Linked DNA regions of Mus musculus: regions 1 and 2 are each linked to region 3. Evidence: chromatin loops called from intact Hi-C (ENCODE). Cell type or tissue: heart. All regions are shown on one strand. Links, peaks and the distances in the headings refer to the core of each region. The heading gives the core; the rest is flanking DNA. Region 1 has its middle 21 kb from the start of Gm40650. Region 2 has its middle 25 kb from the start of Gm36229. Region 3 overlaps Cep85l (centrosomal protein 85-like).

Evidence for each region. A loop is a pair of places that touch in the nucleus more often than their neighbours do. Peaks named below come from ENCODE experiments on the same cell type or tissue, not always from the same donor. Only the 100,000 strongest peaks of a DNase experiment are listed, where the experiment ranks them.
Region 1: it touches region 3 in a loop (5-fold over the local background); 5 of 42 quality-filtered maps call a loop at or near these places.
Region 2: it touches region 3 in a loop (3-fold over the local background); 4 of 42 quality-filtered maps call a loop at or near these places.

The regions. Positions count from the first base shown.
Region 1 is chr10:53,463,539-53,471,166 of GRCm38, reverse strand. No RefSeq gene overlaps it. Among named protein-coding and RNA genes, the nearest start is that of Gm40650, 21 kb to the left of the region's middle. In heart, for the core only: no CTCF peak of the experiment used is centred there; DNase peaks (open chromatin) are centred at 2,926, 3,406 and 4,146.
Region 2 is chr10:53,431,471-53,439,098 of GRCm38, reverse strand. No RefSeq gene overlaps it. Among named protein-coding and RNA genes, the nearest start is that of Gm36229, 25 kb to the right of the region's middle. In heart, for the core only: no CTCF peak of the experiment used is centred there; DNase peaks (open chromatin) are centred at 2,838 and 3,568; H3K27ac peaks cover 1,614 bases.
Region 3 is chr10:53,343,889-53,351,516 of GRCm38, reverse strand. Cep85l (centrosomal protein 85-like) reads left to right here. Exons shown (of 13, transcript NM_001204983.2): 3 at 2,258-3,045. Pln (phospholamban) reads right to left here. Exons shown (of 2, transcript NM_023129.5): 2 at 5,518-7,628. The coding sequence ends at 7,495. Among named protein-coding and RNA genes, the nearest start is that of Pln, 10 kb to the right of the region's middle. In heart, for the core only: a CTCF peak has its summit at 3,084 (motif pointing left); a DNase peak (open chromatin) is centred at 2,936.

The DNA of each region.
Region 1 (7,628 bases), core at 2,918-5,417, 120 kb before region 3:
TTCTACTCCAAATATCAGGGCAGGAATCAGGTGTTTGGAGAAGGAAGCAACTGGTCGATTCTTAGAGATAGAGCCATATCCTCCTTTGGAAAGAGTTTTGGTAAACATGTGTTTCAAGTTAGGACACTTTGTTACAGCAAAGTTATATTTCTAGTCAAAATATTTAAGGCAAGCTTCAAGTCTTCCTGTCTTGTGGTGTCCTGTGATTGACGGCCACAGCAACATTGGCAGCCATTAAAGGCAAGAGCTGGAGTTTTAGCAGATGAGTCCTTTGTGGGAATAGCACCTGATTGTAAAATTCTTTCCTCCAGCACACGCTTCTTAAAGAAAATGGAAGAACCAGGTTCTTGCTTAACATCCCATTTATTCTAAAGGGGACATGTTCATAACTTGAGTCTTTGCAAGTCAGGCCTCTATATGAGTATGCAGAATAGTTATAATATATTCATAAAATAAAATGTTGTATTTAGAATATCAATAAAAAACACAAAAGACTTTATACTAGGTAAAATGACTAGTCTGAGTCATGGAAGCACACCCTGCCTGACAATCTCTACCTTCCAGTGTCTTTGAGACTCTGGGTTGGAGAAAACAAAAGAATAACACACAAGATTATTAATAATGGAAATGCAAATTAGCCATGTCCAGTCTAATGCAATTGCTCACTGCTCCGTTGCTCTCGATTTGCTTGAAGCAGTTGTGCAAACTGACTGAGAGCCAGGCAGACCAGGGAGTTGCAGAAGAAACAGTGGGCTTAGGTGGGGTTGGGTAAGAAAAGGGAAGTTTCCAGTTAGTAGGTGAGCATCTGGTAAGCTTCGGAGGAAGTAGGAATTGTCCTTCCTCACCATGAGGAAGGGTGCTGGAGTTTCTAACTAAGACTGCAAGGTCTTCAAGAGGCAAATAGAGACTGGCATAGTGGAACCCTCCTGAAATCCAGCTATCCCAGATGCTGAAGGGGAGGAGGAGTCAAAGTCAAACCACACAGAGTAGGAAACTGAATGAATTACGAGTTTTTGCACAACTCCTGAATGCTTGCTTAGAAGGCTAAGTGATGGTGAACCAGAAAGCAGATCCTGCATTACTGCATGCAGAAGTGCATGGTATCTTGTCTGGAGACTTGTCCATGGTTACCACTAGTGTGAGTGACCAAGACCAAGTCTTCATTCATAAAGCACCAGTGCTGGGCTATGATTCACTGAAGCCCCTCTGCTAAGAGACCACACACACACATTGCACACACCCCTGCACACATCCCTGCACACACACACACACACACACACACACACACACACACACACACACACCCTCAGCCTCTGCACATTTCAGCCAGGGCAGCCAAGAAGCACATTCTGTCTGCCAAGCACAGCAGCAGCTGGAGCAACAGCTGACCTCTTAAGCTGGAGCTGGACTTGTGGGGCTCGGTGTGTCATCTGCCTGTGTTTTAAGGAAGCACACAACTATGGGACAGAGAAAAGTGTGAACACACAGGCAGGGGACAGATTTCTGGGCAAAATGGCACAGTAGTCTCCAGGACAGAGGAAACAGTCACTGTTTCCCTGCCAGGAATGTTTTGTTTGCTCATCTCAATCAAAAATATCTGCCAAACTGATTCAGTTTTCATTTTCCCCTCTGATTTACAGTACAGCAAAAATCTAACATATGGCAGTCTATGATCTAATAGGCTGTCTGTCTGTCTACACATGCATGCATACATGCACACACACTTTGTCCACTCAGTCACATCCTCTCTCTTCATGGTCTTCTCTCTGTAGATAGATAAAGGCAGCAAACTCTAACTGGCCAGCTAGCTCTCTATCCTAGCATCCCGCAACCTAAGCTGTCCTATTACATACATGTACTACCTCTGCTAGACTTATTCCCCAGGCTAGCTCTTTCTCAGTCACTGTGAGTATGAATACAACTAACTGTAAAGGCCTCGGATCTACAGAGATATCCTGGGCTTTTTAGCCTTCACAGATACTTTTCTTGTCTTGATCATGTATTTGTCCACTGCTGCGGTTAACCTTTCAGCTGCTGGCTACATCCCTATGGGGCTGGTGCCTGGATCCCAGCTCACCATAAGGAAGAGAGAGACATGGAGCTCAGATCAGACCGTCTTACCCTATGTGCCGCACTTGCTTGGGGTCATTTGTGTTTCCCCTTTCTAGAGTTTCAACTAGAAAATTTAGCATGAGCTCCTACTCATCCAGCTTCTCTTCACCTATCCACACACATGGCTCTGTATGTTCATTCCTCCCTGTCCATGGTCTATCTGGTCAGACTTCCCCATCTGCTTGGGCGACACTATGCTGCCCACTATGGGAATGCTCTTCTCTTTATCTGCATGGTTAGTTCCCTCTTGACTCTTCTGCGCTAACTCTCTGCTACTCTGGCAATGTGTGTGTGCTTGTGCATGCTTGTGTTCCTGCATGTGTGTGTGTGTGTGTGTGTGTGTGTGTGTGTGTGTGTGTGTGTGTGCATGTGTGCGTGTCTTCTTATTCTTCATGCTAGAACTGCTGCTATTGGATTCAAATGAGTCTTCTCATATCTGCCTTCTCAATGGGGCTACAGAGCTCCATGAGACCAGAACAACATCTTTGTCTGATTTGTGTTTCCAATGTTAGCCATTTCCCAAGGTAAAAAGTCAACCCTTTTTGGCATTTGTTCTGATGAGAAGTAAGGATATATTCAGTTTGCTGCCCCAACTTTCGGCTTTGTTTTTCTTTCTTTGACTACATAGGTAGTGGCTGGAGCTTCTATTTCCACTCAGTGTCTGGTTTCCATGTATATCCTGTTCCTTTTATCTAGAACATCAAGTCCGGCCACCCTATCTTCTAACTTTGGAAGGAACTCCACCCTTGGAGCGAGCCAGTCTTAACTGTTAATAGAACGACCTGAAACTGAAGCAGCTTTAGAACCAAAGTGCATTCATTAACAGCTCACAGGTGTGTTTCTATGGTCATCCATTTAACCTTCAGTCCCTGGAAGGAAGGTACTGGGGTGACCATCTGAGACCCTGTGTTCAGTGTGTGTCACAGCCTAGCTAAGGAGGCCACTGTAGAAAGGAATCTTCTTAAGAAAATAGCTGAGCTAGCCTGAAGGTTAAGGAGATGTTCTCACACAGGATAGATGGAGAAACTGCCAGAGTAGCAGAGAGTTAGCACAGAAGACTCAAGAGGAAATTAACCATGCAGATAAAGAGATGAGCATTCCCATAGCTACAGTGAGCTGACCTGGGAAGGAAGTGGTATTTAAAACCAGAGTCACATGATGGTGGGGTAGATGATACAGTAAGGGGCTCTACAGTAGTTGATGAGTCAGAGACCCAAGGATTTGCAATCAATCACATGGGTTACAGGGTCTCTATTGGGGCTCCATGCTCACACGTACTGTGTGACCCAGATCTTTGCCTCCCTGGGAAGGCTGTTTGGAAAACATTTGCTTTTTGAGCCTGTCCATGAGACAGCTGCTTTTCATGGCACTCACATTCCTCATAGGGCCGCCTGCTGGACTGCCATTTGTCACTGTCTAGCACCTCTGGACCACTGAGCTACTCAACATGACACTGGCATCTATGCATCAACATTATCAGAGCAGTGAGTGTGAGGCTACCCATGTGTTTCTTCCCTGGGCACTGTTACACAGGTCATAAAGACAAGTCCAACTGTGTATGACTTGAGAAGATGGAAGAGGCTCAAGCTATAGGAAGAGATCAATCTAGATTTAAATTGGGGTTCAAATCCCCCTATCTACAGTTCTTTTGTTATCTTTAGCCTTCTTTTCTGTATTTTTGAGAAAAGCTCTTACTCTATATATCCTTGTCTTGCTTGGTACTTACTGTGCTGTCAATGCTGGCCTAGAACTCTTAGCAATCCTCCTGCATCAGTCTCCCTCCAGAGTGCTGGGTTTACAGGACTATACCACATGCCTGGCTGATCTGCAATTCTTAGAGCCCCTCCCCACTATCTGCACACTGGTTAAAAGGTTTGCACCCTCCCACCCATGCATGGTCTGATAGGACCCTGTGTGGTATTGTGTTCTGAAGCAGTCTCATGCTGTAGGAGAATGTCAGAGCTGAGGTTAGTGCAATCTGCAAACCCTTCCTCTGAACCAGGAGCAGGGATGGAAGTAAACACAGCCTGACTTGGCAATGAGACTATGTATGAAGTCACTACTGTGGTAACCACAAAACAGTTTTCTAGAAACAATGGACTCAGAAAGCTCACTGCCAAGAAAAGTTAAAGGGCAAATGTGTTTCCCACCCTCTACCCTCAACCCTCCCAACCCCGCCTGATGAAGAAGGGCCTTTCAGCTCAGAACTTTCTCTGGGCTCACTAGGTGCTCATGCTTTCAGTAGACTCCTGTTGCAAAAGCAAAGGGTCTTCCTCTGTAGCAACACTTCACAGGGAAGACTGAAGACAAAACATTAGTTTAGGGCATACAGGTGTGGGCCTTGAATGACAAACTCACAAGTCTAAACTTTAATAAGTAGAATTAAAAGCTTTCAGGCAAAACCTGCAGATGCAGCCGATTCTTGCAGTTTGCAGTAATGTTCTCTGAGATTCTGAATCAGCAAATACTGAGTGCTTTCTGTTGTGTGAGGCTGCTGCCGTTTGCATCTGATCACAGTTTCCACTGAGCCTGACTTGGTGCATCACCCGTGTTTCTGCTCAACGATACTTGTCTGGTGTGTACTGTAGTTATTAACATTGAATCTATTACACCCATATTCTCACCATAAGGCACAGCCCAGCCTTCTTGTACGGAAGCACGGTGCTGTGTCAATCACAGTTTGTTTATTATAGCTCTGTGATTCTAATTCTGGGAATTTACACAAAGAAATTAACCTGTAATGTAGGAAAAGTATACAGATGTGCTTGCTTGGCACAGCAGTGTTTATAGTAGAAAGATGTCCAGAAATAGCTTAAATATTTAACAAAAGGGTTATGGTTAAGGAAATGATTTATATGTGTACATTCATGAATACACAGAGATCAGTAACACATGGTACAGCCGTTTAGAATGATTATTAAGAATTCTATACAGCTACACAAGAAAGCTGTCAGAGACTCACAGAATGTAAAAAGGAGAATAATATCTATTAGTGTTAATAGGAACCTACACAAATGTAAAACTAACACTCAATAGGATTGGATGAACCTGTCAAGACAGTGGATCGTTCCCATTTTTAAATAAAACTGTTAATGTTTAATTTGATAACACAATTATGATTTAGTTAAAAGAGAAAAGAAAAGTGTTTATAAATCTTAGGTGGTAGCTGGTAGCTAGAAGGAGAAGGTAATAATAAAAAAAAAGAGGCAGAGTAACCCATTACAGCCTCTTCTTCTCTTTAAAAGCATTTTCTGCCAGGGCTGATGGACCTCATGTGCTGAGCACACACTTGTTCTTCATGGACCTATGGTCCATTCTCTCACAGAACTCTGAATGCCTCTCGTGTGAGTGTTGCCTCTCTGTTCTCAGGTGGGGACATGGCTGTATAGTTGACCACAGTTGGGACATAGACACAGCAGGAACACAGAGACTTGCTTTTCGCATCCAGTTTTCGGATTTTCAAAGCATTTGACCACATATTTGTTCAGTGTTTTTCCTGTGGATCAAAGGTATCCCTTTCATGGAAACTGATCACACAAATGATTCTATGATTTCTTTCCCACACACTCAGTACTCACCACATGATCAGTAAAAAGTGTCCTTTCACTTAAATTGCTTACATTCCTATCTTTAAAAGGCATACACATTCGTAACAAAGGGGTTTCTAACCATGCTAGCTCAGATCATTCAAAAGTCACTGGAAGCGAACTCTATGGATTTTTTTCTTTGAAGAGAAAGATGAAGGGAGGAGGAAAAAAAGGAAGAAAGGGAGGAAGGAAGGAGAAAAGGAAGCTTACCAATCTTGTTTTCTTCAAAAGAAATACAAGGAAAGAAAAGGAAGAAAGGAAGAAAGAAAGAAAGAAAGAAAGAAAGAAAGAAAGAAAGAAAGAGAGAAAGAGAGAAAGAAAGAGAAAGGAAGAAAGGAAGAGGGAGGGAGGGAGAGGAGAGGAGAGAGGAGAAGAGAGGAGAGGAAGGGAGGGAGGGGAGGGGAGGGGAGAGAGAGAGAGAGAGAGCGAGCGAGCAAAAAGCAACCTCACTTGGAAGGCAAGATAACAAACTAGAGTTGGTACTGCTTAACTGGACTGGAAATACAAATGCATATTTAAGGCTTGACTTGAAGTTAGCCAGCCCTACTTCTGTCTGCCTGCAGCTGATGTTAGGTCAAGAGGCTGCCATATCCAATTGCAGAAGGACAGTAGTCCTGCTTCTGGTCAGTTTCCTGAGTGAGAATCCATGTTGTTTCACCCCCTCCTCCAACATGTGTTTGTTCACTCAAGGGATGAAACAGATTTCCTTCCAGATTGCTTTCCATCTGGCTGATGTATAATCACAAACAAGCTGCATTACAAGCATTTTTTTCAAAGCAGCAACTCTCATTTTCTATTCTACTTTATGTAGGTGAGCCTTTGAATGAAATTACTTTGAGACAATTTCTGAATGAGATTGTCATTGGTGTGCATTGCCTGCTGCAGTATCTTCTGTAGTATCTTCAGCTATATTTGCACATGTCTGTGGATATGTCATTATGTCATTGGTCTGTATATATGTAACATGCATGCATCTCTAGCTTTTCTCCTTGCTTGGCTCTTCTGAGACCTATGGTTATCTCCATACTTCTTTGTTTTTTCGAAACAGGGTTTCACTGTGTAGCTCTAGCTGTCCTGAAACTCTGTGACTAGACCAGGCTGGCCTCGAACTCAGAGATCTGCCTGCTTCTACCTCGTGAGTGCTGGGGTTGCAGGCCTGTCCCATCATGTCCAGTCCAGACGTCCTTTTATGCTAACCTGATTTTAGAGCTTGAACCATAACAATTGACGTGTGGGAAGAGGCTGACGTCATGGGAAGCTGGGATTTGTTTTGAGGACAATCAGGAAGGAAACAGTGTCCTGGAAAACCTGATGAGTACGGGTCAATGAACTTGCATGGAGCACAAACCAGGGTGTTGGTCTTGCAGAAGCCCAGAAGGAAAGTACCCTTCCCAATTTCCCTGCCCTCAAAGTGGTGAGCTGACAGGAGAGGGGCATGTGCAGAGAAAACTTGGGGACTGAACCAGCCACCCAAATGTCTCTCTCTTTTTTTTTTTTTTTTTTTTTTTGCGGCTGGCTGTTGGTGATAATATGTTTCCCATAAATTCTTTAAAGCCAGTTCCATTTTTATTAAAGTACTGGTGAAACAAAGGAAGAGACAGAGGAGCTGGTGAAGGAGTGTTGGTCTGCCGAGCTCTTTACTTAACTCTCATTGTTTTCCAGGCTAGGGCTGTCCTGTGTCTGTCTAGTAGCAGCCCAAGTGAGGAAACCTGCACAAACGTCTGCCCATCAGTACTGACAGGATGCTATCTGGTCTCTGCACCCCCAACTGCTCATTAGGCATCTCAGGAGTAGCTATCTGCTCCCAGAATCTCAGACATGTCTGCTGCCTGGGAACTTTTGCACACCAAGCCTCATGAATAAAGTCAAATTGGAGGTTGGGGTGAGGGAGGGGCTCTGTAAGTAGCCATCTAAAGCTGGAGAGGCCAC
Region 2 (7,628 bases), core at 2,529-5,028, 87 kb before region 3:
AGATGGTTTATTGGGTAATTATACTTGCTCAAGTCTGGTGACCTGAGTCCAATTCCCAGGACCTACATGGTAAAAAGAGAGAACAGAACAAGTTGTCCTAATGCTGGGCATGGTGGCGCACGCCTTTAATCCCAGCACTCGGGAGGCAGAGGCAGGCGGATTTCTGAGTTTGAGGCCAGCCTTGTCTACAAAGTGAGTTCTAGGACAGCCAGGGCTATACAGAGAAACCCTGTCTTGAAAAAAAACAAAACAAAACAAAAATCAGATATTTGTCATAGCATAAAAACACTACAGTACCGTACTAGCTTCTAATACACATTGCCAAGTATTCCTTTCTTTCCACTTGTTGCCTTAGTAACATCCCATCGACTTCAGTTCTCAGATGCTCAAACCATCTTGGGGAGGCTGAGCAACCTTCAGGAGACTGTTTAGCAGAGATCACACCCTGTTCTGTCTAACTCTAAAGCCTGTGCTTCTAGCTACCACAGGGTGTGCCTTTTGCGTTAAAGGAGCATCACACCATATAAAATTGTGCTTTTATCAGGAAACCACACCCTTCTCTTAGCATTTAAACGGTACTGGGATTTCCTTCCCGGTCCAAAGATAGTTCAGAGGTTCATGAGGAGTGACATATTTTCCATTAGTTCCTGAAAGTTTTTATGGCAGAAAAAAGACTTTCATGATTCTCAGCTGCTCAGTGTGCACAGTGTGGCTCTGATTAAGAAAGTATAGATTCTGGTTCAAAAAAAAAAGAGAGAGAGATAGAAATAGAAGATGTAATGCATTCTTTTGAAAACTCTCCAACACTTTTGGGAAAAAAAAAATTCAAGGGCACATTTGCCTAGGGAATATGGAAAAGGAAACTGAAGGATATTCAAAGTTGATCCCACTGGGTTGAATCATTAATCTTTTTATCAAAAAGCAATGTGTGGACAATAAGATAATGATGCCAACTTTCTTAGGTAGCACCCTGACCTATATGCTGTCTATGTCCAATCTACATTCACGTCACGGCCACTTTCATTCCATCTGACATCCATCTGGTAGTCCACTCAGCCACCCAGTGACATCTCACCTTTTCAATGACCAATGTCCAAGGAAACCATCCTAAACAATGGCATAAAGTCACCTTATTACCTTAGCAGCTGTTGAACTTTGGAGCAAGACAGATGGTGGAGCTGACAATGCAGTTTGAAATGTTTTCCTGTGTTAGCAAGACTGTCAAAGATGTGCCTCGGCTCTTCCCTTTTGAGGTGGGAAAGGGAGGAAAGAGCATTCGGTTGCTGTCTGTGCACATGATCTCCCCACAGAACAAGCAGGCTGGAGCTGGGGCTGGCCTTCATTAATAAACTGTGAGTTCTTTAACACATGGGGAGAACTTAGCTCCATGATGAAAAATACCACAAAAGCCTTTCCAATGAAGTCCCAATTTTTTGTATCTACATTCTGTGTTCTATCTCTGTGGAGTCTGGGTCAGTTGCCTGCCATCCACACTTACACATATCTAAAATTGTATTTATTTTCTGCCCTTGTCCTGTTCATAAATGCCTGCTGTTACTGGCTCCACATTCGGCCAGCCTCCTATGTTCAAGCCTTTCATCCAAAGAGTCACACATCCCACAATTCCTAGCTCTGTGGCACAGCTCAAAGCCGTGTCCTGTTTCCATTCACATGAGTTCTTGAAATTGGACTTTGTATGCAGACAATGGAGATGGTTTTGTCTCCTGATTCTAGATGCTTCCTTGTTTCTGGCCAGCATCCTGGGTACCAGAATTCTTTTGATTGATTTCATGAAAAAATATATCAAGTTCGCTAAGCAAATATTCCACCAGCTTATTATTCATCTCATTGTTACACGTAACTACAGTCATTAAAATGTGTCTTGTGCCTTCTTGGATGGCCTTCCTCTCTGTCCAGGTTATACCATGCAATGCCACTCTGTTCAAGATCGGTTTTTGTCATGTGGTTTCCTAAGAGTTAACGTGAGAACAACTTCCTTCAATGTCTTTCTGTCTCTTGGGTGCTGACTTACAATCGGGTGTATTGCACTGTGATTAAATTTTTACATTCAATTTTCTTCATATTTCTAGCCTTATAATAAGCTTTTCGAATTTCTTTGGCACAAGGGGGAAGTCTCTATTTGGACCCTGTATCCAGGCTTTGGGTCCTTACAGGTAGGGTAAGTTCTGCCAGCCACCTTTCAAAAGTTCTGTCAAAAAGCATTTTACCACACTAAGCAACCAAAGTTTCTCTTGCTGTTTCCTCAACCCTCTCAAATGGATCTGGGTTCTATCCCTGATACACCTTATCAGCCTTTATATTTAGGCTGATATAAATATAAAGTATACTGATACACCTTATCGGTATCCTTCATATTTCAGCATTTTGTAAAGTTAACTTCTCCCTCATTATACTGTTCCCATTAGCTTTTTCCAGCATTATGCTTTTGAATCACCTTATCTAGTTCAAATAGATGCATTGTTTTACATTAGATTTACAAGCAGTTGGCTTGGTAATTCTTTGTGGCTTTCTTAGCTTTTTCCATCTACAGCAACTTACTCGTCACAAAATCTGGGGCATTTATCAATAATACTTGCTCCGGGGGTGGGGAAGCCCAGTCTGGGGGGCCCCACGGAAGTCCGAAATTGGCTCGGGGTCCCCAGGCCTACACAGAGGTAGAGGATGGCAGGCTCTCAGACTCTTGGCCACCACAGCTGCTGCTGAATGCCAAGGAAGAGCTGAGGGCAGAGTGGGGGAGGGGAGTGTGCTGAGGGGGGTGGGGGGAGGGTTGGGGCAGGGCTGGCTCTGGACTCTCGTCCCAGGGCCAAAGGGAAAAGAGCACCGGCTCTTTTCTTGAAGGAGAGCACCGGCTGGTTCTCCCTGGGATGAGAGTGTCTCTGGCTTGCTCAGGCAGGCGGCTTGGCTTGGAGGCTTGGCTTAGCGGAAGCCATGGCTGAGAATGCAGAGAGGCCTCTCTCAGGATATTAGGCACCTGGCTTGTTAGAGGAGGACCTGCTCCACTGCTCCAGCAGGGTGGATCCAGATGCAGTCCATGGTTTTTAAGGCATTTATTGTAGAAAGGCAGAGAGATGGAGAGAGTAGGAAATAGAGGCCAGCCATGGCCACATGGAGAGAGGGACGGGGGGGGGGGGGGGGGGTAGAGAATGTGAGTTTGCTAGTCTTATTTTATTAAAAAATATATCTAACTATAAGCAGATAGAAAAGTTGAGGGCAATATCTCCTAGGAGGCAGGCAAAGGTACCCCAGTCTGGGTTTGTTGGGTGGTGTCTTTGCTACTGTCCTGATAAGCAACACTGCCACCAGGAAACGAACAGATGGCAAATGGCCTTTGCAACAAGGCATTCCGAGTGGGTTTCTTTGTGTTAGGAGTGACTGTCATTCTGCTCTTCCTGTGAGCTCTGTGTTCACCTCAGAACGCAGAGAACAGGCTGGAAACCTCGGCCTATTACTCATAAAACAGATCGCTGGCTCTGAAAGGTGCTTGGCCAGTTGAGGTCTCACACAAGTGTGTTCTAGCTAATCCTGGCTCCACGTTGTCTTTGTGGGGAGGAAGTGGGGGAGGGGCGAGGAAGACTGGCTCAGCTGAAAGCCAAGAGGCCCACGTGCTGAGCAACCTTTGCTGGGAAATGCTAGCCTATGCCCACCCTTTACCCCTACCCTGCACCCGGACCCCCCACGCTTTGGCAAATAATCTCAGCTCCTGATGGGCATACTTCTGCAGTAAACAGGGAGAGGCAGGGCTGTCTATTTAGTGTGCAGGCAGCTATGGGCAAGGGGATGGCAAATGTTTGCTCTGCAGTTGTTTTGGCGAACCGTGCCAGGCCTTACTTGGACTCTGAGAGTGGTTTCATTATTTCATGGAGGTCGCAGCCTTTCCACAGGAGAACCCACGCTAGTGAATTTTCCTTAAGCAACTGTGGGGACAAAGGGCACTGCTCTTCTACAAGAGTGCCACCCATGTCTCCCCTGAGCTGGATGGAGACCCTTCCAGGGAGCCCCCAGCCGGAGGCACCCTGCTTGCCGGGTTCTGAAGGGGTACTGTTCTGAAGTTTGTGTTTTAATGTTGGCTGGCCTTCTCCTGTGTAACAGTCATACTTTGAAATATACGCACAGCACAATGTTTTGGCATTTAAAGTTCATGATTTAAGAGCTGATGGCATTTGCCTCATCGTTAAATGATGAAATAATGGGGTCGAAGTGAGGTTAACAGGATTTAGAACTTCAGTTTGACTGGAGTCCTTCCTCTACTGAAAATGACTAGGAAGTGAAAGGAGGGTAGAAAAGGAGGGAAATGGAGAGCGGGGTGGGGGGTGGTGGCGGGGGAGGAGAGGGAGGGCAGAAGGGAAGCAGAGGTTTATTCATAGAAGTCTTGGACACATGAAATCTTAAATTATCCAAGTTTATAAACCTTTTTATAAGCCCCTTCCACGTCTTTATTATTCTGCAAGCCTTCCAAGAGTGTATTTCTCGAGCAAAAACACTTTTATGACTTCCAGGCGATTAACAAAAGAAAGCAAAACCCTCTTTATTTTGCTCTGGCACACAATCCTTCTTTCGTTGCTCCTCCCACGTTCTGTCTCTAGTGGGACTAGAATGCCTGGGACTTTTATCAACATAATTTTGTTTCATGGCAGGGTACATTTTAATTATATTTTTTAAAGAATTGTGGGTAGGTTTGTACTTATCATGGGACACGTATCAGAGGAGAGCTTTCAAGAGTCAATTCTTTTCTTTCACCATGGGAATCGGAGATTTAATCTGGGTTGTTAGGCAAGAATCTTTACCTTGGAAGTTACACACACACACACACACACACACACACACACACACTGGGTTGTTAGGCAAGAACCTTTACCCTCGAAGTCTCACACACACACACACACACACACACACACACACACACACACACACACAGAGAGAGAGAGAGAGAGAGAGAGAGAGAGAGAGAGAGATCATCATACATACCCGTTACACATAGACACACACACACATAGAGACACAAACATACACAGATCTTCACATATACACCACCACCACCACCAATATCACCACCATATCCTAGCAATTAACTATGCTTTGGCCAGTGGTGGGATCTTTATTTCTCTAACTGTTAATGAATTTGAATATCTTTGTCTAATTTTTTAAGGCTTACATTTACTGATCTGTGAATTATCAATTTATAAGTTAATCCACTTTATTTTTTAAAAAATAAAATAAGACAAAAAAGTATAAATCTCTTTCTATCTAAAAGTCTTTTTAAGTCTAGGTAGGCATCCTATAGAATTTCCTACACTTGAAAAGGAAAATGAATAAGCATACCATTAGAGCATATAAAAAAGATAATAATAAATGGGAAGTAGCTTGGTATATTATAGTATGTTATAGTAGTTTGGTATGTTATAGTAACTATTTACAGAAGACTAGAATAGAAATTTTTTAAAAATGTTAAATCTACATGTTCCACAAGGACATATTTCAACATATCGTAAATCAGAAATATAAATTTGAGAATATAGATTGCCAAATGCTACCCTACATTTTGTATGTATTTGCCTCTGGACTTTGTGGTTGAAACAGTTTCTGTTGGTCTTCAACTTTAAAATACTATCTGTCTGACATTAAAATATTATCCATCTAACAAGCAGGCAGAAATGCAAAATCTACCTCAAATCCCAAATCATGCACCTATCTGTTACAATGTGGGAAATAAAAATGACTTTGGTTGAAATGACAGAAAGAAGGGAGAAAATTGGGGTGAGTTAACTCTGGTTCAGTACTGAGGAATAACAAAAGCCATAACTTGTTACCCATTCATACTGCATTTGATATATGTTATCAGTGCCTATACTACTTAAAATGTGCTTGAAACATAGTATTAACAAGCAATGCTATTTTAGACTGCATATAGGGAGGTGCAGGGTTTTAGTTAGCAAAAGTGTTTAAGCATTCTAATCTGTCTTTATAGGTTTTGTATGTTGCATTTTCCAACGTTTTATATAATTTTGTGACAAAGGTGCATAGTAGAGTTTGAATTTACTTGAAATTTTCACCCAACCTGATGAATCAGCAAATAAGTTCTTTTTTTTGTTCCTGGCTCATTGATATGCCCTGTCATTTATCTCATTTATCAGCTACTGCAAAGTAGCTTCATGTAAAATGTAGGTTTTGATTCAGTTGATGTGCTGCATAGGGAATAAGGTTTATTTCAATTCAAAGGAAAGAACACCTTTTTAATGTTTTTATTTTCACCCCCCCTCCAGACTATTTAATTATGCAGCGTGTACAATGTAGGTGTGTATGCATTTGCCTGCAAAGCTTTTCATGAGGTTAAACCCACAAAAGAGAGATCTGATTGGTAAATACTTTTGTGCAGGGTGAAAGACTCTAGTTTAGTGGTCCTCAACCTAAATACTTCCACCCCTTAATACAGTGCCTCATGCTGTTGTGATTCCCCAGCCATAAAATTATTTTTGTTGCTACTTCATAACTGCAATTTCCCTGTTGTTATGAACTGTAATGTAAATATCTGATATGCAGGATGTCTGATGTATGGTTCAATGAAAAGGTCACTTGACACCCCCCCCACAACCAAAGAGGTCACAACCCACCAGTTGAGAACTGCTGCTCTCGTAGGGGAATTTGGAAGAATTTACTTTTATTGCAAGTATTTCCATAGAGCCTGAATTTTTAAAAATGGGAATATTTTTATTATGTTTGTGTGATGTTAAAAAAATAAGAGAGAATAACTCGATTTTAGCAAAGCAGGATTTTGTCTATTTCTTCAAACAATATACATCTGGAACTGTTGGAATTACAGTGTTAACTTCATCTTCAGAACTTCTTGTCTGCCTTGCTCACAGTGATCAACTGAACCTCTCACATGTGCTAAAATGGGGGACAAATGAATAATGCTTTGTGAAGAGCAGATGAGGAGGCCTGTGACATAGGACACAGTAGAGTGGCAGACTATGCTGGAGGGAGCTATGGTCAGTGCCATGGAACTGGGATGTTGTCAGGGGCATGGCTGTGTCTCCCTCAAGGTGCCTCAATAGCCTGCACTCAGGCCAGAAACTGCCACGGTGTCCACACTCAAGGCTCGGGATTGGTCAGGGCAACAACAGACAAGAGAATAGGGACAGTAAGGTGAGTGGGTGAAAAAAATGTGTCATAGACACTTGGCTATGTAGAAAGGGGGTGAGAGATGGGGAGGTTGGTAGAAAAGAACACAAGGACTCCCAGGTCTCCTCCGAGAGTGTGAGGGGTACTCAAAGAGGAAGGGTCGGAGAGAAATACCTTCACCTACAGCCTTCATAGGTGAGATAACTCTACATGGCATTGAGAGGCTGAGCTATAGGTGCCTGAACAGATGGAAGAGTAAACACTTTGGGAAATAAAGAAATGAGGTGCTTCCACAGCCCTGGTTATATTACAGCTTGAGTTCTGGATAGGGAGTGAGTCTTTCCTGGGCTCGGTGCCACAGTTTTCAGTTACAGGCAGCACTGGAAACCTGTAGGCCAGCGGTTCATATCCTTCCTAATGCTGCAACCTTTTAATCCCTCATGCAGTGCTCACCCCAACCATAATGTTATCTCACTGCTACTTCATAC
Region 3 (7,628 bases), core at 1,901-4,400:
AAGTTTTAAGATAAAATACTTAAAACTGTGAATATTGGTTATGGTTGAACTTGGAATATGTAAGCTTGAAGACTTTAGAACTGGAGTCATACCCAGGGGAATAGTGTTCTCGTGAATTGAGCAGTAAAGTGCTTGTTTAAGTGCTGTTTCTGAGGCCCATTTTACGAGGACTGATCTTATTCTACTGTTGTAAGAATGTGTATTCCAGGTGACTTTTTTTGCATGCCAAGGCTTGAGACTTCCTAGTAAGGAACTTCTAGGAGTAGCTCCTGTCTTCGAGATCCTATTCTACAGACACAATCTGTTGATTGCATTCCGCCTTTAGTGAATTCAAGGGTAGTGGCAAGGAAGCAGCCCTGGCTTTCCCTAAGCATGTTATGAAACATAGAGTGCTGTACACCTGCTATGCTGAGAGGGGAGCAGGAGATGAGAAGTTCAGGGTCATTCTTGATGACATAGCTAGTTTAGTGCTTCCTGGGTTACACGAGGCACTTTCTCAAACAGAGAAGAGACATTAAAATTTAATCTGATGAAGTGACTTTTATCACCAATTGTTGATCTTTTATGCAATTGAGAAATACCAAGCTACCGAATGCAGACATTGCTAGTCCCCAAGGGGCAGCTAAGCCTGGTGATTAGGTTTCAGTGTCTTCAATATCATGGAAAGTAGACCGTCACCTGGTGTGGTATTCACACGTCTCTAACAGTGTTCTGCAGATATTTCAGTCTTTTGAGAGTCATAAAAACGCTTTGTAGAAATATGGCTCCCTGAAGAGAAATTAAGACCTCGTGGAAAGTAATGTGAAAGCCAGGTTTTCCTTGGCTGAGGGGATGGGGAGCAGGGTCATCCACTAGGTTTCAGACATGAAAAAGCATAAAAGATAATGAGAACAGATAACGATGACTCTGGAAGCCATTGGATAGTCTACAAAAATCTCAGTATCAGGGTTGGACTCAGGTGGTCTAGGAGGCCACTTAGGCCCCTGGTAGGATACAGTCATTTACTATTGGTAACTCCTCAGCACTGATGGAGCTGTGTTGCTAGAGACTTCATATATATTGGTCTCAGGATGCCAAGAAATCAAGCTGGAACTGGGATGGAAGCCTCCTTCCCACTCTTCAGCTCTAGTGTTAGGCAGGCTGCAGACCCAAGTGTTACAGGACTGACAGGCAAGGCAAAATGTGCCTCCTGGTGCAGTAGTGGCATGTCAGTAATAAGGGAGCATGTGCTCTCTGGTCAGTTTGTAGCCCTGCCCACTGGAAGGAATCCACACCTATTACTACCATCTTGGTCAAAATTCTTTGGCTGGGGAGGTCATGGGCCCTAGAGGGGAAGTTGCTGCTATTTTTCTGCTCAGTAGACATGATGTGTCCATCAATTTGTTTTCCAAAAAACTGTGTTTGTATCCATAGGTTAAGTGCTACTGTCAGCTTTGGTCAGAGAAGCCCCTGTTTTTACAGTAGGTAGCAATAACTGCAGAGACTTAGAACTGGTCAGAGTGCTGAGAATAAGGGACTACTAAATGCTCGGCTATAACAGAAATTCTCTATCACCCACTTCAAGGCTCAGGGAATATTGTAGAAGATGGGTGGAAAGGATGTAAGAGCCAGAGAAGGAATGGAATGGGTCAGAACAGTCTTCAGAATCTGACATCACCATTGCCCTCTTGATCTCATAGCTGTTGTGGTTCCTAGCACAAGATCTGCGCAAGATTGTACCTGCAGGATTCTGTCATGGGTGGGACTAGGAAAAGGAAGAAGGGCAGTGAACATCCCTGCCCAGCCCTCTAGGCAGCTAAAGGTAGCTAGGGGATTTGGGCTTATTAGACACCACTGTTCCCTGAGCTCAGATCACTGTCCAGTTAGGGGAGGGAAAGGCATTTTCTTCAGTGTGGTAGCAGTGTTGAGGAGTGTGTGTGCTCTGTAAATATCCCTCTCCCAGAACCTTACAGCAGCAACCCTAATGGACCTCACTTGCCCATCAAGAATAGACATAGGCAGGGCAGTAGAAGATGACTCTGGTGGGAACAGATAGGGAACAGAGAGAGAAACAGGGGCAGGGATAATGTTTGAAACTATGCTGCCTTGTTTCTGATAACTTTCAAGGCATAATAGTACTAGCAATTTCCTCATTTTGAGGAATCACATCAGAAATACACTGAGAAGCCACACTCGGATGTTTACTTTAGCATTTTGCATTTTATCTTATTTTAAACCTGCTGATTGAAACTGACTTGGCAATCCTTTCTCATTGCAGATCATTCAACTTCAAGTGGCACGTTATCTTTCAAGCCTAGTCGATCATTGGTCACTCTTCCCACTGCCCATGTGATGCCATCTAACTCCAGTGCTTCCGTTTCCAAACATAGGGAATCTCTAACACCAGATGGCTCTAAATGGAGTACTAGCCTCATGCAGACATTGGGAGACCACAGCAGAGGGGAGCGGGACTCCTCCCTAGACATGAAGGACTTCAGGCCCCTGAGGAAATGGTCATCTTTGTCCAAACTTACTGCCCCAGATACCCGCAACCACAGTGGCATTGCATACCCGCAAGAGCTGAGGAATAGCTTGGAGATGACAGGGAAGGGCAAGCCTTTTATGTCCCACTTACGGACCTTTGGGCCAAGTTGCTTACATGACAGTATGGAGCTGCTTAAGCTGGAAGACAAGGAAATAAATAAAAAGCGGTCATCAACTCTGGACTGCAAATATAAATTTGAGAGCTGCAACAAAGAAGATGTCAGAGTCTCTTCCTCTGCTCTCAGGAGACAGACTTTAGACATGACATACAGTGCCTTACCTGAGAGCAAGCCCATTGTGACAGGCTCAGAGACTTTTGAGTCTCCAAAGTATTTAATGCTGGGCCAGCAGGCAGTAGGTGGAGTTCCCATTCAACCTTCTGTGAGGACTCAGATGTGGCTGACAGAGCAGTTACGGACAAACCCATTGGAAGGCAGAACCACAGACGATTCTTACAGTTTAGCTCCTTGGCAACAGCCACAAACTGAAGAGTTTCAGCAAGGAAGTGAGACGCCAATGCAGGTAAGGCTGAAAACCTAGTGTTTGCTTCCCTCCAGTGGATGTTTTATGTATTGCAGCAAGTACACAAGTTAAAAAAACCGTTAAGTGCTATAAAATTGACACACTGTGTTTAGAAAAACTTACAAATCTTTTGAGATTAATTAATTTGATAGCCTTAAACATTGTACTTAACTTGGCCTTTACTTTCTCTCTTGTTAAGTAGGCATAGAAATTAAACACATTCAGTTGAAAGAAACGGAAAACAGACAGAAGCTGTCACGGTATCATAGGAAGGAAACTGATTGGAACAAACAGGCCGTGGACTTTGTTCTGATCATGTCACATTTAGAGCTTGGATATTTTTTTTCTTTTTCTTCATAAGTTAGTTTTTCATTTATTTTTTAATCTGCATTCAAAGTGTTTATTTCATTATAGGATTTTCATACAGTCGTCTTCTTGGTCCTCTGCTTGCCCTCAGCCTGGTTCCACCCTACTGCCCCTCCCTTTCCCACAAGAGCCCTTTGCTCTGTCCCCCTCCTTACACACCCTCTCTATACTCTGCCTCCCTCTTTATTCTTCTCTAGCTTAGCTCTTTCTAGTTTCACAAGTAGAACAAGAATTCACATGAACAAGATTTCAAATCTAGATTAACAATATGAGAGAAAACATGACGCATTTGCCTTCCCGGGTCTGGCATGCTTTGATTAATGTAGTGATTTCAAGTCCCATTTGGTTTTCTGCAGAAGTCACAATTTAATTTTCCTTTATGGCCAAATAAAGTTGCATCGTGTATATGTACCACATTTTCTTACATGCTTACAGGTGGATGGATCTCTAGGCTGGTTTTATTTCTAGTTGCTATGAATGTTAGTAAACATGGGACTGTACTCATTTCTATGACTTTTAGTAGACTCTTTGGGAATTTAGTCTGGTGAGAACTCAGGTGTCTTTTGACCTGGCACTTAATTTCTTTGGGCCTTCTATAAAATGAGAAGGTGGAACCCAGTTCCTTGTACTATTTTGATAATGCTTTCTTTGTATATGAGCATATAAATCAGCTGCAGTTTTCAAGAAATGAATGGAACACCAAGATTTATTGAATTAGTTTAAAGGAACTACTTTATGATAATAACCACATACAGAGAAACATGGTGTATTAATCCCTATAAGGTCTGTGGAATAACATGCTAATAGGGAAATTTCTTTGTAAGATATGCACTAAGGAGCAACCACTCAGGTGTGAATCTTTGTAGAACACAGTAGAGGGAGGGAGAAGACAGCTAATGGGAAGCTCCCCTATGACTTAGAGCAGTGATTCTCAGCCCGAGGGGCCCAACCACTCTGAGCGGTGGAACGGCTGATGGAGTCACCTAAGACTATTGGAAAACAGACACATTATGATTCATAAAAGGAGCAAAATTATATGGTTGGGGGTCACCACAACACAAGAGACTATTACAGGGTCACAGCATCAGGGAGGTTGAGAACCACTGTGCACCATCCTGTGTAATATTCTGAACCATTTTTCCTTTGTGGTTGAAGAAAAACGATTTGCCTTTGTTTGGTTCACGTTATAGTTCACCACAGTCTTGGCTCTTTTCTTTGCGTTTTGATACCTCACCCATAGTACCCCAAATTGTCTCTGTAGGGTTGTGATAGTCTCGGCCTTGTTCAGGAGGGACTGTTTCATTGAAATGTGCTCTTCTGTACTCCTTGTTTTCAAGGAGGGGTGTGAGAATGTAGACCTCCTCAACACATAAAATAACCATTAGCTTCTCGTAAGCCCACAGTGGGTCTGCCCCCTGGTGGTTAAGTAGGGAACTCTATTGCTAACTTTGCATTGTCTCATGTTCCCTGGACTGTAGTTGTTAAAAATGGAGATGAAATTTTGTATGTATATAAATCATAAAGTGGTTTGATCAGTTAAGGGATTGCTAACTCATGTTAGCAGAGACTTTCTGTTATTTAAATGAAGATTTTGATTAAATAACATAAAAGACTTCTTCGAAATGAATTGTGAATGAAAAAGTCTGGCTTGTAACTCGGATTTTCTTATGTTTTTTTAAAAAGAAAATTTTCTTAGTTTCATTATTTTTCATGCTGTTTTATCTTTAACTCTTTAGCTGAGACAATCTGTATACTGAGGAGGTGACTATGACACATGCAGTCACAGTTTGTGACATAGTGGGTAGCTTAAAGCATCTGCTAGTGGATACATGCTTTACGGATTGATTTGTCTATCTCTATTTCCATGTCTATATAATTTATCATGTCCTTTCAAGACATTAAAAATCTGGTATTAGTGTGTAACCAAGCCTTCTTATGTTACTGATTGCACTCCTACTTTGCCAGAAGACTCAAAATAATTGGAGGCTAAAAAATATTATTATGTGTAGGCCTATCCTCTTTTGTGTTTTTCTCTGGAAATCTTGATTTTTACTTTGTTTGGTAAAAGTTCCCCCACTCTGCCCTTTATAACACAAAACTCTTTGTAACAAGACAACATTTTATAGTCAATAGAATATAATTGTATAGTAATTTCACCAAAATCAAAACTCCATTTGAATATAGGTCATTCCAATTTCATTTTACAGATAAACAGTTACAGATAAACTACAAATAAACTACTAAAAATGTAAAAGGCAGCATTAAATGTTTAATGAGAAGAGCCTTATGAGCTGACAGTTTATACCTTGAAGTTGATGTGGTAGTGAGCAATATAACAAATGCCTGGTGCTTTTCAGCTTCAGCGTCACGTTTCTCTCAGCATGGCCAACTACACAACTTATGTATTTTTTACAGACCTCTTACCAGTGGTTCTCAACCTGTGGGTTGCAACCCCTCATGCAAACCTGTTTCCAAAATATTTACAATTCATAGTGGAGGTAAGGAGGCGAAATTACAGTTATGAAATAGCAACAAAAATGATTTTATTGTTGGGTATCACCACAACATGAGGAACTATATAAAAGGGCCACAGCGTCAGAAAGGGAACGTTAAATACCACTGAGTTAGAGATGATGTCATCCATGTTTTATAGTTTCTGTGATGGGCCCCTCCAGCCTTTATGAAGAGACCCCCTGTTACCATTGGACTCCTTTAGGGGCTACTCTTTAGATAATTTCTGAACCCGAACAGCTTCCTTTCTACCAGGGGTTCAAACAGTTTAAATCAGCAGCCTTCAGCTGCTCTGCTAAAGACCAAAGTGAATACTGATGTTTTATGTCTTTGTAGTAATGGTTATGGAAAATATATCTAATTACAATTCTCTTCCTTAATAATTGCTATGTTAGTAGCATGTTTTGAACTGGACTTAAAAATTGTGGGTTTGCAAAGTTAGGCATAAACTGTTTTGTACTTGATCCAGTTTAAGTCACTAAATTTTGGTGAATATATTTTCCAATCTATTTTTTGCTTCTATTTTAGTAGTTATTGAGAGATAGTAGAAACTTAGAAAGGGAAATTGAAACCATGGTCAGTAAGAATTATACACTAGCTCTCTAGTTCTACTTCTAAAGTTAGGGGACAACCACTTCCTCTCTGGGAGATCAGGAAAAGAAAGAGCTGTGTCTTACTACAGCTTGGTTATTACTGTTATCTTCATTATTTGAGAAACGCTATTAAACCAAGGAGATACATGAGAGCGACAAGCTTCAGGTGAGACTCTGGATCTTTAGTGATTATCACAGCCAACACAGCAAGATGTTCCTGCTTGTTGATCAAACCCTAGAGAGAGCAGATTTGTGGTTAATGTACATGTACATGTACACAGCCCTTGAGCAAAATTAGTGAATAATTTTATATGAGAATATGTTCTTACATTTCCCCCTTTAACTCTCATAAGCTTAAAAATACTAGTGTGTAGAAAAAGGGCACAACATTTTTTCAAGGTATTTGTTCTGACAGTAGTGACCAAGAGATTTGAATCGTCGTCATCATCATCATCGTCGTCATCATCATCATCGTCATCATTGTGTCATCTATGTGAGGACCCAGTGAGCTATTTTCAATAAGAACACTTCATTTAAATGACTATTTTCTACTTTGTGGAGAACTGAAGAACACTTAGTTCCTATAAAAAAGGTAGTGGCAATGCAGTATATATTCCATTTATTCCCCAGACTGGAGCTATAAAGTGACCTTGCTAGAGTTGGATATAGAAAGTGAACTTTTTTGGTAGTGGTGTTTCAAAATTAAAACTCATACTTCATTGTCAGAAATATTTAGGAAAGAAATTTATGAGCCATGTTGAGGAAATTGGCAGCTACATTATGCACACTTAGCCACTGTAAAGTTTGTTTACAAGATCCAGCAGATGAATACACTGGCTAACAATTAGTTTCACTCTTAATCGTGACCCTCACAAAGCTGTTCTCAGCCGGAAGGCAGCGGTGCGTTGCTTCCCCCATGACGGAGTGCTCGGCTTTAAGCTGAGTTGGCATGTTGCAGGTCTGGAGTGGCGGCAGCTCTTCACAGAAGCATCACAATGATGCAGATCAGCAGCAGACATATCAAGATGAGGCAGAAATTGATAAATAGGTTCTGGAGATTCTGACGTGCTTGCTGAGGCATTTCAATAGTGGAGGCTCTCCTGATAGCCGAGC